Regions from separate parts of the Homo sapiens genome. Here all the other regions are linked to region 2. A link is a contact called in ENCODE Hi-C data. All regions are on one chromosome and are shown on one strand. The core of a region is the stretch at or near the end of the contact, and the rest is flanking DNA. Distances in the headings are between cores, read along the strand shown. Region 1 has its middle 100 kb from the start of MIR5192. Region 2 holds the start of LINC02245 (long intergenic non-protein coding RNA 2245). Region 3 has its middle 55 kb from the start of B3GNT2.

What was found. A loop is a pair of places that touch in the nucleus more often than their neighbours do. Pooled maps may share reads with other maps.
Region 1: a loop to region 2 is called in a map with no recorded cell type, with 9 times the contacts of the local background. The contact joins the enhancer-like site here to the promoter of LINC02245 in region 2. A Hi-C loop is called at or near these places in 3 of 37 single-sample maps with no recorded cell type and 2 of 50 pooled maps.
Region 3: a loop to region 2 is called in a pooled map, with 8 times the contacts of the local background. The contact joins the enhancer-like site here to the promoter of LINC02245 in region 2. A Hi-C loop is called at or near these places in 2 of 37 single-sample maps with no recorded cell type and 3 of 50 pooled maps.

Annotation. Positions count from the first base shown.
Region 1 is chr2:62,305,181-62,309,067 of GRCh38, reverse strand. No RefSeq gene overlaps it. Among named protein-coding and RNA genes, the nearest start is that of MIR5192, 100 kb to the right of the region's middle. RefSeq lists enhancers at 1,976-2,265, 2,986-3,055, 3,096-3,165, 2,731-3,256, 3,257-3,784. Within about 2 kb of position 2,152, at least 18 of the 41 ENCODE cell types and tissues checked have a DNase peak (open chromatin) inside an H3K27ac peak, as active enhancers do.
Region 2 is chr2:64,930,678-64,934,819 of GRCh38, reverse strand. It overlaps LINC02245 (long intergenic non-protein coding RNA 2245), which reads left to right and starts at 2,373. Exons shown (of 3, transcript NR_036586.1): 1 at 2,373-2,475. RefSeq lists enhancers at 1,559-1,708, 1,749-1,818, 1,859-1,998.
Region 3 is chr2:62,139,522-62,143,512 of GRCh38, reverse strand. No RefSeq gene overlaps it. Among named protein-coding and RNA genes, the nearest start is that of B3GNT2, 55 kb to the left of the region's middle. RefSeq lists an enhancer at 1,358-1,447. Within about 2 kb of position 2,257, at least 3 of the 41 ENCODE cell types and tissues checked have a DNase peak (open chromatin) inside an H3K27ac peak, as active enhancers do.

The DNA of each region.
Region 1 (3,887 bases), core at 903-3,402, 2.6 Mb after region 2:
AAAAAATATAAATCATCAAGCAGACTGTCTGATATGTGTATTTTTATTAAGTGTAAGAATGAACCTCGGCTGGGTGCAGTGGCTCACGCCTGTAATCCCAGCACTTTGGGGAGGCCAAGTTGGGCAGATCACTTGAGATCAGGAGTTCGAGACCAGCCTGGCCAACATGGTGAAACCCCATCTCCACTAAAAATACAAAAAATTAGCCAGGCATTGTGGTGCATGCCTGTAATCTCAGCTGCTCGGGAGGCCAAGGCAGGAGAATTGCTTGAACCCGGGAGGTTCATTCGTGACCCCTCTATCTCAATTCCTGCTTCTGTGGAATGGGGATTGCTCTCTGCCTCACAGAGATTTTGTGAGCAGGAAAGGCACAGAGTAGGACTCACAGCAGCTAATAAATAAGTTTGTCTCCTTGGTTTATAATGGCCAAGCTCATGCACCCTCAGAATAAGTACAGAAGGTGAGGAGACTGTGCAAGTAAACATGGTAGGTACAGGTGACCCGGGTCCAAGCCCCTTGTTGGGCCAGGTGTTCCCTTTTCCTTCCTCTCTCTCAGGCCTGCTTAGGGATTAGAGGGTGGGAGAGCCAGTCAAGAGCAGGTTGCCATCCTCCAGCAGCACGGAGGTCTGTGATGGTCTGGGATGTGACAGGGACCTGTGGCTGATTTCTAACCAGCCTTCTAACCAGTTGAAGAGCTGGACCAGCTTTCTGTGCTGCAGAAAGCTGCAGCGGGGTTGACAGACAGACTTGCACTCACACCCTGGGCACATCACCTTCTGCAGACCTTATGGGCCTCACCTATAAAGCAGGGATAATAGAGCCTACCCCACAGACCTCTTCTGAGGATTCCAGATGGTACTTGGGAAAGCACCTTGCAGGGCACCTGGCATCTAGCACGCTTCTGTAAAAGCCACTCGGATGCGACATTCCTAGCCCACGTGGTTGCTCTTTGGTTTTCCTTTTCTGTAAAATGGTGATGATAAAACTACCACCTCCCAGGTTTAACATGAGCATGAGATAAGGCAGGGCACAGAGGAAACGTCGATAAAGGACAGCTACGAGGGATGTTACATGCTTTTACACTTATTATTCCTGTGAACCAAGAGTTTGGATAGCGCTCCGATCCTTGATAAAGGGCCTTTCCAACTAATCTCAGGGACCACTCCTACAAGAATCACATAAGCATGGCAACTGCTCCCTGCCTTCTACAACTTCCTGGCTGGCACAGATCAGGGACTCGCCCACAGGTCTCCTTGCTAGGCAGGCTCCTCGGCCCCTCCCTGGTGCCCTGTCAGCTCTAGGCTTTCTTGCCCCCTCATCAGGCAGTGCCTACCCACCCCTCATAGAAACCCACATGTACAGAGGGACTCAGGTTCAAGGCCTTCTCTTTTTTGGTTGCCCCGTAGATAAGCACTCATGGCATTTTAGTTTTGTAAGTTTCACAGCAGATAATTACAGGAAAACAGATAGGGGATGGTCAAAAGAGCAAATCCCAGGAAGGTGCGAAGTCCTCCCAGGCTGGTCCTGACTTTCTGGGAATAGGAAGTGTTACTCCTGAAGACTGTGGCGATTCATAGGACTTTTATATTGAACATGGGACCAGGACACCGAGAGGCAGGTCAGCCCTGGAGAAATTTCAGCCAGTGCTAGTTTCCTGTCAGGAAGGGCAGGGGAGAAATGGGCAGCTTCCACTCTTCACAAAGGATAGCAGTGAATGAACTCCACTGCTACAGAGACAAACCCCTCAGGTCCTGGCTGAAGACAGACGAGGCAGCCAGCAATCTCAGATGCCTTACCTATTTCCAGGGGACAGGGGGCTGGACACAGAGAGGAGGGTCACCAGCCTGGCACAGAGAACACAGAGAGCAGAAAACTGAGCCAAGAAGGCTGCCCCCTCCAAGTGTTTACCTGAAATATTCACAAACATGATGAGTCACAGAAAGAAAGCAGAAAAACCAGTAAGATGTGTAACCAGATTCTCTTCCACAAAGCAAGGAGAAGTTGTGGCAATAATGCCAGTGGGCACGGTGTGCTCTGCTGAGGGCCCTGCTTGAGAAACCTGTGTCTCCACCACACTTTCGGCCTCAGCTAAGGTTGAGAAGGGAAACTGACAACTGTGCCAGGGCAGGAAAGTCCCTGCAGGAAGCCTGCTGCTGGTCTGGGTTACCAGGGCAACTGGCAGCTGCTCTCTTCTCTTGAAAGAGAATGGACTTGGGAGGCCCAGATGGGCTCTGCCCTAGTAGCCCAAATAAGAAGGCTTAACCTTAGACAGCATCAAATAACATCGGAGTACGCCGCCCCCACAGCACTTCCCATGCATCCCCATCTGATTTCATCTACCTCTCAGGAGAGCCGGGTGCAGGGTGATTATAACCATTCCATTCCACAGTGGAGAAAACTGAGATCCGGAGACACTAAGTCACTTGCTTAGATTTACATGACTAAGAATTAGTTTGGATCCATCTGGGCATGGTGGCTCACACCTATAATCCCAGCACTTTGGGAGGCTGAAGTGGGCGGATCACTTGAGGTCAGGAGTCCGAGACCAGCCTGGACAACATGGTGAAATGCCATCTCTACTGAAAATACAAAAACAAAAACAAAAACAACCAACCAAACAGACAAAAAACTAGCCAGGCTGGGGGCTTATGCCTGTAATCCCAGCTACTTGGGAGGCTGAGGAAGGAGAATTGCTTGAACCCGGGAGGTGGAGGTTGCGGTGAGCCGAAATCGCACCACTGCACTCCAGCCTGGGTGACAGAGGGAGACTCTGTCTCAAAAAAAAAAAAAAAAAAAAAAAAATAGAATTAGCTTGGATCCTACCTGAGTCTTTAAACACCAAGTCTAGTGAACATCCCCCTACACAGTCTGGCTGCCGAATCAAGAGCTTGGGTTTTTTCAGTGCTCTCATATCTATGAATGCATGCATTCTGTTTGCAAAATACCAGGCATGGATCATACCCCTCTTCATCTCCCACATCAGAGATGTGAAACGGCCGTGCAAGGAGGCAGGGCTGCCACGGCAGCAGTTTGAGTGGGTAGCCAACATCTGACCGAGACTCGAATCCAGAGCTTTTTCCATGACACCAGCTGGCTGCCTTGCCCCTCACCACATCTGGAAAAAATGACTCAGGTGACAGCAGGCTAATCATGTCATCCTTGTGACTGCAGGTGCCACGTCGTTTATGAAGCACTTTAAAGTGGGAACGCTTGCCCTGGCTTTCCCCCAGGCCTTTATTAAGTAAAGGTCATGCTGTTTGTTAAGATTTGAGCACACTGGTGGCTGGCTCACAGGAAAGAGCTTCATAAGCTGTGCCTGAGATAAGGTTGCTTCTGGAGGCCTCTCTGCAGAGAAGAGCGAAGCCCACCCCCACTGCCTGGCTGGTTGGATAATAAGACTCAGAAGCTCCAGTTCTCCCTGTCCCGTCTGGCCTCTGTGAATTGTCTGACTGCACTGCCACTTTTCTCACCTGCCTGAGGTTACTGTCCCAGAACCACCTGACCGCACAAGAAAGGCGGGAGCAAAGATAGGTTCAGGCCCAGAGATGGTTTCTAGTCTCCCTCTGTGATGGTGATTTTTCTGGCTGCAAGAGGTTTCCAATCCTGTCTCCACCAATGATTCCACAACTTTCCCTCATTCTCTGTGACTCTGGATTCCAGACTCAGGGCCCCGAGGTAACCTGAAGCCTCTCATCTGGTCATTGCACTAAAACCTTGGCTAGGGCAGGTGGCTTCCTTCTATGCCCAGATCAAAGGCGTGAGCAATGCCCTCAGCAGCTTCCCCAAGGCAGTAACAGGAAATAATCCTCCTCACCAGCCCCTCCCACCCACACTGTCCCAGCAGGTGGTGTTTGCAGAGGTAGCACCAGGTAAGGCAGGTGGCAGGG
Region 2 (4,142 bases), core at 1,124-3,623:
TCAGAGTGATGTCAAGATATCACTCAGAGTCACTCAAGCTGATGGAGCTTCCCTGCCTCCATTGTTGCTGGTTGCTTTGCCAGAATGAGCAAGATGAATGAATCTTGCACTAGCTCCTGTCTGGCAGTGACACACCTCAGTTCCATTCACCTTCGCTCACCAATGCAAATGATGTGGCCACACCCAACTTCAAGGGGGGAGGAAGTATAATCTTTCCATGTTCCAGGTGGAGTACTAAAAACACTTGGTGGACTACACCAACAACCGCCACCGAGTTTGTAGACAGAATCATGTAGGACTTGTGGGTATTGAGCACCAGTTCAAGCCAAGGGCAAAATGAAGTCTCCATTTTTACACAGAAGAATCTAGGCCTGCAAATAAACAGGTCAGTGAACTATCCACTAGGAAACTCACTGGAATACAAGAACATTTATTCATTACTCTAGAAACACCAAGAGATGGTGCCCCATGCATGGACAAGCAGGGACCACCTTGGTTCCACCTTCCTGCGGAACAGTCGTCTATCAGCTTGCATGGTATTCTTTCCTTAATGTGACATCTTCATATGAAAAAGCCCTTGTTTTCAGCAGCAACCCAGTTAGGTCTCTTTGGTTATTTTTGCATTGTGTACCTCCCATCACACGTTAGGGTTGGACAAAGATCCAGGAAGCCAGGCTTGGAAGAGAGGCTGTCTGAGTCTTGACCTACCTGCTGCTGCCTGGAGAGGCAGGGCTCCCCTACAACATCCAGCCTGCTCTCCTGGTTGACCAGCACTCCCTGGGAAAGGTTAGTGGCATACACACAGCCCTGGGCAGCAAAGTAGAGACTGAATTGAAACAGATACTAACTAAAATAAGACCTGCCCATTATTGTATCGATCTGTGCTTTTCAGCTTTTTAAAAACAATTTCTTCTTCAGATCGACATACAAGTCTCAAAGGTCATCCCTGACCCAAGGTTCTGATACATGAAGAAGCATCTCTCTTGTCTGTGTGTCCCCACTTGCCATGAGTATTTTTTTTTTTTTTGAGATGGAGTCTTGCTCTGTCACCAGGCTGGAGTGCAGTGGTGCGATCTCGGCTCACTGCAATCTCTGCCTCTCAGGTTCAAGCGATTCCCCTGCCTCAGCCTCTCGAGTAGCTGGGACTATAGGCGTGTGCCACCACACCCAGCTAATTTTTGTATTTTTAGTAGAGTCAGGGTTTCACCATGTTGGCCAGGATGATCTCACTCTCTTGACCTCGTGATCCACCCATCTTGGCCTCCCAAAGGGCTGGGATTATAGGCATGAGCCACTGCAACCAGCCAAGAGTATTTTATTGAATTTTACTTTCTATACTTTTGTCAGAAAATAAAAATTTCCAAATATAAAATTGTTATTATTTATAATTATTAATTATATTAAAATTGAATCTTCCTTTTAAAAACACTCATGTTCCTGTGAACCAGCAAGTACATCACTCCCTTGGGCTAGAGCCCCCAGTTGAGACTCGATGAACTCCAGCAGAGACTCTGACGAAGGAGTGACACAGTGTGTTGGGTCAGAGAGAAATGTGAAGCCCAGCAAACATATGTTCAAATCCAGATGCCACCATTCGGTGAACATGCACCCCGAGCAACTTTCCAGGGCTTACTTTCTTTGTCTATAAAATGGGAACAACAGGTACAGTACCATCTAGTCCATGGGGGTCACCAGAAGAAACTAGAAGATGTAACACACAAGGAACATTTAGAAGCAAGCATGTAACAAACACTCAGCAAATGGCGACTACATTATAACTTGTCCAGCCAAATAGATATGACCAGTGGTAACACGGAACTGAGAATTTTCACAATGTACTATTTTTACATCTTAATTTCTTTGGGCTTCTCTGCTTCCTCTTTTTAAAAAAGCTTACCACCCACTTGTTATTCTGGAGGGGGATGAACATAGATAAAAAGAGAGTTTAAGAACTCTTCATGGAAAGATAGCCAAACCACTAAAATACTATTTCAACAGAGGAGGTCACAGAATGGTGGAATGGTAGATCTGTAGGACTAAAGGAGACCTCAGATTTGTCACTCTTATCTGACTCATGAAACTGAGACCCAGAGAGGTGAAAGGGTGTGCTCGGTCCGGTAGCTGTGTTGCAGACTATGTGAATGGCACCTCTTGGTGTCATGCAATGCATAACAACCACCTGTGCAGCCTCATGGCCCTGCACAACCTCCTGACCACAGCGATGGAATAAAGTGGTCCAGTCAGGGGCATTTTCAGCCTCTGGGGATGTTGATATAGTAACTCCTCCTCTTTTCCCATACCCTGAAAAAATGCAGCCCAAGAAGCTGCCGATGCTCTTACAGCTGTGAGGGGAGGGGCTGCCCGAGGAGAGAGGTAACCTAGAGTTGAGAGATGGAGGAAGAGATACAGAATCTGGATGGCTATGCTCTGATCCTGTAATCCGACTATGCCTGAATGTGGATCTACCTTCCAAAGGTAGGGTGCTTTTCGTTTGTTTGAGCCATCTGGTGTCAGATGTTCTGTCACTTACTACCTTGTTATAATTAATAGAGGAGCTCAAAGAGCTATAAATATCTAAGGAGGAAGAGTTCAGGTTGCAAAGCCTTCCTAGACAAGGTTGCTTCAAAGGAAGGTCTGAAAGGAAGAATGGGAGGCAGGCAGGCTGCAAAGGGAGAGAAAATTCAGGGAAGGAGAAGACCAGGAACAGAGGCCTGAGATATGAGAGCCTGGTACTATGGACTGGATGCTTGTGGCTCCCCCCTTCCCCCTAATCGACTTGTTGAAGCCCAGTCCCCATTGTGATGGCATTAGGTGGTGTGGCCTCTGGAAAGTAATTAGGCCATGAGGGTGAATCCCTCATGAATGGGATTAGTGTCTTCATGAAAAGACAGGAGAGAGCTTGCTTTCTATCCTCTCTGCCATGTGAGGACACAACGAGAGAATGGTCATCTGCAAACGAGGAAGAGGTCCCTTACCAGAGCCGACCATGCTGGCGCCCTGATCTGACTTCCCGGCCTCTAGAACAGTGAGAAATAAATCTCTGTTGTCTAAGCCACCCAGTATATAGTCATTTATAACAGCACAGAGTGACTGAGACACCTGGGGTGGGGGTGTTTGGGGAATCATATTTAATTAAGCCTATTTGGTTAGAGTGTTGGATATCCAAAGCAGGTAACGGGGGTTAGGATTAAAGATGTAGGTTCCTACCAGTCTGTGAGTTTGTTCTTTTGTATTTTGGATAATAATTCAGCAAGAGAGGAGGGATGAGAATGAAAGGAGAGAACTGGTTGCGAGACTATTGGTAATTTTTGAAGTATGAGAGTCCATGGCTTCTAAGGTGACCAACTGTTCTGATTTGCCCGGGACTGAGGAATTTCCCAGGATGTGGGACTTTCAGTGCTAAAACTGAACAGTTCCATGCAAATGGGGATGATTGAACACCCTGAAACATCACCCAAACCATAAAGGAAGATATTGATAGATTTCATTCCATAAAAAATAACATGTGAATGAAAAAACAGAAAATAGTCTGAATGCATCTAAACTGTTTTTCTCTAGAAAAAAATTAAAATAAATGACTATCTCTTTGGGACTCAAGCCATTTAGTGACATTGCCCTTCATTTCCTGATTGCCAGTATCCAACCTCCTTGTGCCTGAACCCCATCAGTACTAGGAGCCCTGTCGCCTATGAATTCCCAAGTTCCTACATCTCACTTTAGCCAAAATCATCCATGTTTGCAGCACTCTCTTGCCTGTCATGGCCCTCCAACCTCCTGGAGCCCTCTGACTCCTCCATTGTTGCTCTTTCTTTCTTCTGTCTTCCTTCTCTAGCTAGTCAAGATCACCTAATCAGTCACTTCAAATAACTTGGTCGATATCATACCCTGTGGTCCTCTGCACTTGGCAAAATTCTGGACTCCAGATCAATTCCACGATCTATTCACCTTCTGCACAAAGGATGTGGAAAAACCGCAGATGAATTCTCAACTGCAGACCAATGCTTCTTTATATTCTTCTCTCCCACTTCCCACACAACTTTGAGCCCCTGCTCTACCACTGAACTAGCTGTGTGATTTGGGGCAAGTTGCTTCATCTCTCTGGGTCACTGTTTTCTCACCCAAAAAGTGAGATGTTGTAAGGA
Region 3 (3,991 bases), core at 1,008-3,507, 2.8 Mb after region 2:
TTCATAAAGTAACTTATGAAGTGACTTGTTTTCTTTCAATTCAAAGGAAGTCTGGGGAAAGGCACCATTCATTCATTCAAGATGGGGTCTCAATATGTTGCCCAGGATGGTCTTGAACTCCTGGGCTCAAGGATCCTCCTGCCTCAGCCTCCTGAGTAGCTAGGATTACAAATGTGGCAGTTTGAAAGGCACTTTCTTGGTCTATGTGGTCCGCCTGTACCCAGATGATTTGGAGCCTCACCTTTAGTCCCACCCTGGCCAGCCAAACCAGGGTCAGCCTGGGGCTCCAGGAAAAAATGAAATGTTACATGGCCTTACTTGCCTTTTTCTGCTATTCATAGGCTGATATTGGTTGATAGTAAATATAAACCCACTGGGCAAGTTCATTTTTGCACAGAGTGACAACCGTCACTGAACTCTGTTTTAAGGGAGGGATTTTGGTGGGTTTTTTTTTTTGAGACAAGGTCACCCAGGCTGGAGTGCAGTGGCATGATCTCGGCTCACTGCAGCCTTGACCTCCTGGGCTCGATTGATCTTCCCACCTCAGCTCCCCAAGTAGCTGGGACTACAGGCGTGCACCATCACGCCTCGCTAATTTTTTGTAGAGACAGGATTTTGCCATGTTGTCCAGACTGGTCTTGAACTCCTGAGCTCAAACAATTCACCCACTTCAGCCTCCCAAAGTGCTGGAATTACAGGCATGGGAGGGATTTTTTTTTTCTTTAAATTGAGATGAGGTCTCACCATCATGCCCAGGATGGTCTTGAACTCCTGGGCTCAAGTAATCCTCCCATCTCAGCCTCCTGAGTAGCTGGAACTACAGCTGTGTGCACCACACCCAGCTAATTGTTCAACATTTTTGTAGAGACAGGGTCTTGCTATGTTGCCCAGGCTGGTTTCTAACTCCGGGGCTCAAGTGGTCCTCCTGCTTCAGCCTCCCAAAGTGCTGGGTTACAAGTGTGAGCCACTGTGCTGGGCCAGAATTTATTTATTTATTATTTTTAAAGAACCTTCATTTCCTCTGGCAATCTGCTTGGGGACATGCACATGAATCTCATGGGAGAACAAGAAAACGTTTCCTTTTTGTGTTCTCCACTTTCCCTTCCCTTTCCAGAATCTAGGCCCTGGTGATTCCCTTCAGGAGGCAGGAAAGCGATTCCTTGAAGAACAACAGCCGTCACCTTCCTTCCCAGTTGAGCCAGAAAGGCCCCACAGCTCTGCCACAGATGCTACAGAAAATGTTTCTGGCCTCAACTCCCCAGGGAGGGAGTAAGCCTTGGGGTTAGTTCAGTTGCACAGTTCCACGTCTGTTAGCAGCCACTGGTTCTCTTACTCCAGCTATGTTTAGCTTTGTTTGACTATCTTCCATGGGAACACAACTGCATTAGTGTTCCTTTTCTCAGTTCTCCATTTCAAAAATTTTTATTTATTTATTTAATTTCTGAGAGGGGGTCTTGCTCTGTCACCTAGGATGGAGTGCAGTGGCACAAACACAGCCTCACTGCAGACTCGACCTCCAAGTTCAGCCTCCTGAGTAGTTGGGATCACAGGCATGCACCACCATGCCTGGCTAATTTTTTTATTAGTAGTAGAGACAGGGTCTCCCTATGTTGCCCAGGCTGGCCTTGAACTCCTGAGTTCAAGCAATCCGCCCGCCTCAGCCTCCCAAAGTGCTTGGATTATAGGCGTGAGCCACCGTGCCCCGGTATCGGTTCTCCATTTATAACAACTTGTCACCAAGAACCCGAGACCCAAGCTTGGGTCAATGGTTGTCCAGCTAGGATGAGAATAATGTGCTGGCTATCTGGGTACTGTGGACAGCCTGGAAGCCCCATGTGGCAGCCAACTTACTCATTTTGCACACTGCACCCAGAGAAGGGTGGCACTGAGTGGAAAGTGAGGCCAAGGTCATCACAAACAGCATCAGGCTCTACAAAGAGTGACAGCAACCTGAAGCACAGAGACAGGTCTAACATGGATGCAGGATGTAAGTGACGTTGGACCTAGTCTTAGGTCACATCTGCATACAAAAATCCTCACTACAGGAACTGTCATTATTTAAACACATGAGCAAGGACACAGATTTTTGAAATAAGCACTTATTCTTTTGAAGGGTCTAAAAGGTAGAATGTAGAGATGGAAGACAGTAGACCTGAAATTCCTTCCTGACCACGGCCTTGTACAAATCTTCTGCCCTGTCTGTCCAGATGTTTCCTCATTTTTGACCAGATGCTAAAGCCTCCAAATCAGTCATTCTGAGATCCATGCCAATTCTTAGCCATGATTCTAAAAATAGCCAGAATAGAAATAATATACAATCCTCATATTTATGCTTACTTCTTTAATACAAAAACAGTGTAATAACAGCATGAAGGAAATAATTTAATGATTTTAATTTTTCAGCCTAAAATTATTTTAAACTAATGGTTTCACCTTGTTCCACTTGAGTAATCAAATTCATATTTTCCCCCTTGCCATCTCTCCCCCACCTGCATCCTGTGAATCAACAGAAGTTAAAACCCTAACACCAGTGGGAAACAGAAACTAGCCAAGAGCATGTAAAACAGAAACAAGACAGGCGTGGTGGTGCTGAGGTGGGAAGATCACTTGAGCCCAGGAGTTCAGGCTGCAGTGAATAATGGTTGCACCATTGCACTCTAGCTTGGGGGACAGCGTGAGACCCTGTCTCTATATTAAATTTTAAAATATAATAAAAGAGAAAGAAAATGCCTAATTACAGTTCTTGGTGAATAAATGATGTAAATGCCCATATTTTACTACCTGCTCACGTATAGCGTTAGTATTGTAATCAGATAGTTTATGTACCAAACTTGTAAGTTATGCCAGTTGGGACCATTTATCTAACAGGAAGCAGGCCCAGGCAGGTTCCTTTGCAACAAAGGATGGTTCAATGTTGCATACAGTTGAGTTGCCATGAGAGACAATTATGGCCATCCCCAAATAAGGAAAACTTGATTGCACTTAGATAAAAATTGCGATTTTTCAAATTTTGAGGTCAAAACCTGTATACTCTACAACTAGAGGTAAGCTTAAGCTAATTATGTTCTATTTGAGTCTTCCCTTCTGCTGACTAAATCACCATTTAAAATATTTGTAAACCTTGGTTGTAAAGTTGGACACCTAAGAATTCAAAATAGCAATTGTCCCACAAAGCCCCATCCCTTCCAGTATTGTGTTCTTTTAGGAAAGTATTCAATTATCTCTCAGCTGATCCTAAGATTCCTTCTATATCTTGTCCCTTTCATTTGTTTAGATATTTACTATACACTTTGAGGCTGGGTGCAGCGGCTCATGCCTGTCATCCCAGCACTTTGGGAGGCCGAGGTGGGTGGATCACCGAAGGTCAGGAGTTTGAGACCAGCCTGGCCAACATGGTGAAACCACGTCTCTACTAAAAATATAAAAATTAGCTGGGTGCGGTGGCGCATGCCTGTAATCCCAGCTACTCGGGAGGCTGACACAGGAGAATCGCTTGAACCTGGGAGGCAGAGGTTGCAGTGAGCAGAGATTGCACCACTGCACTCCACCCTGGGCGACAGAGTGAGACTCCTTCTCAAAAATAAATAAATAAATAAAAGGCTGGGCATGGTGGCTCACACCTGTAATCCCAGCACTTTGGGAGGCCGAGGCGGATGGATCATGAGGTCAGGAGTTCAAGACTAGCCTGGCCAAGATGGTGAAACTCCGTCTCTACTAAAAGTAAAAAAAAAATTAGCTGGGTGCGGTGGCAGGTGCCTGTGATCCCAGGTACTCAGGAGGCTGAGGCAGGAGAATCGCTTGAACTCAAAGGGCGGAGGTTGCAGTGAGCCAAGATCGCGCCACTGCACTCCAGCCTGGGTGACAGAGTGAGACTCCATTTCAATAAATAAATTAAAAAGAAAAAAAAACATACAAAAAGATACTTACTGTACACTTCAGAAAACAGTATTTTCTAACATCGGTTTAGCATTTATTTCCCTTTAATTTCTAT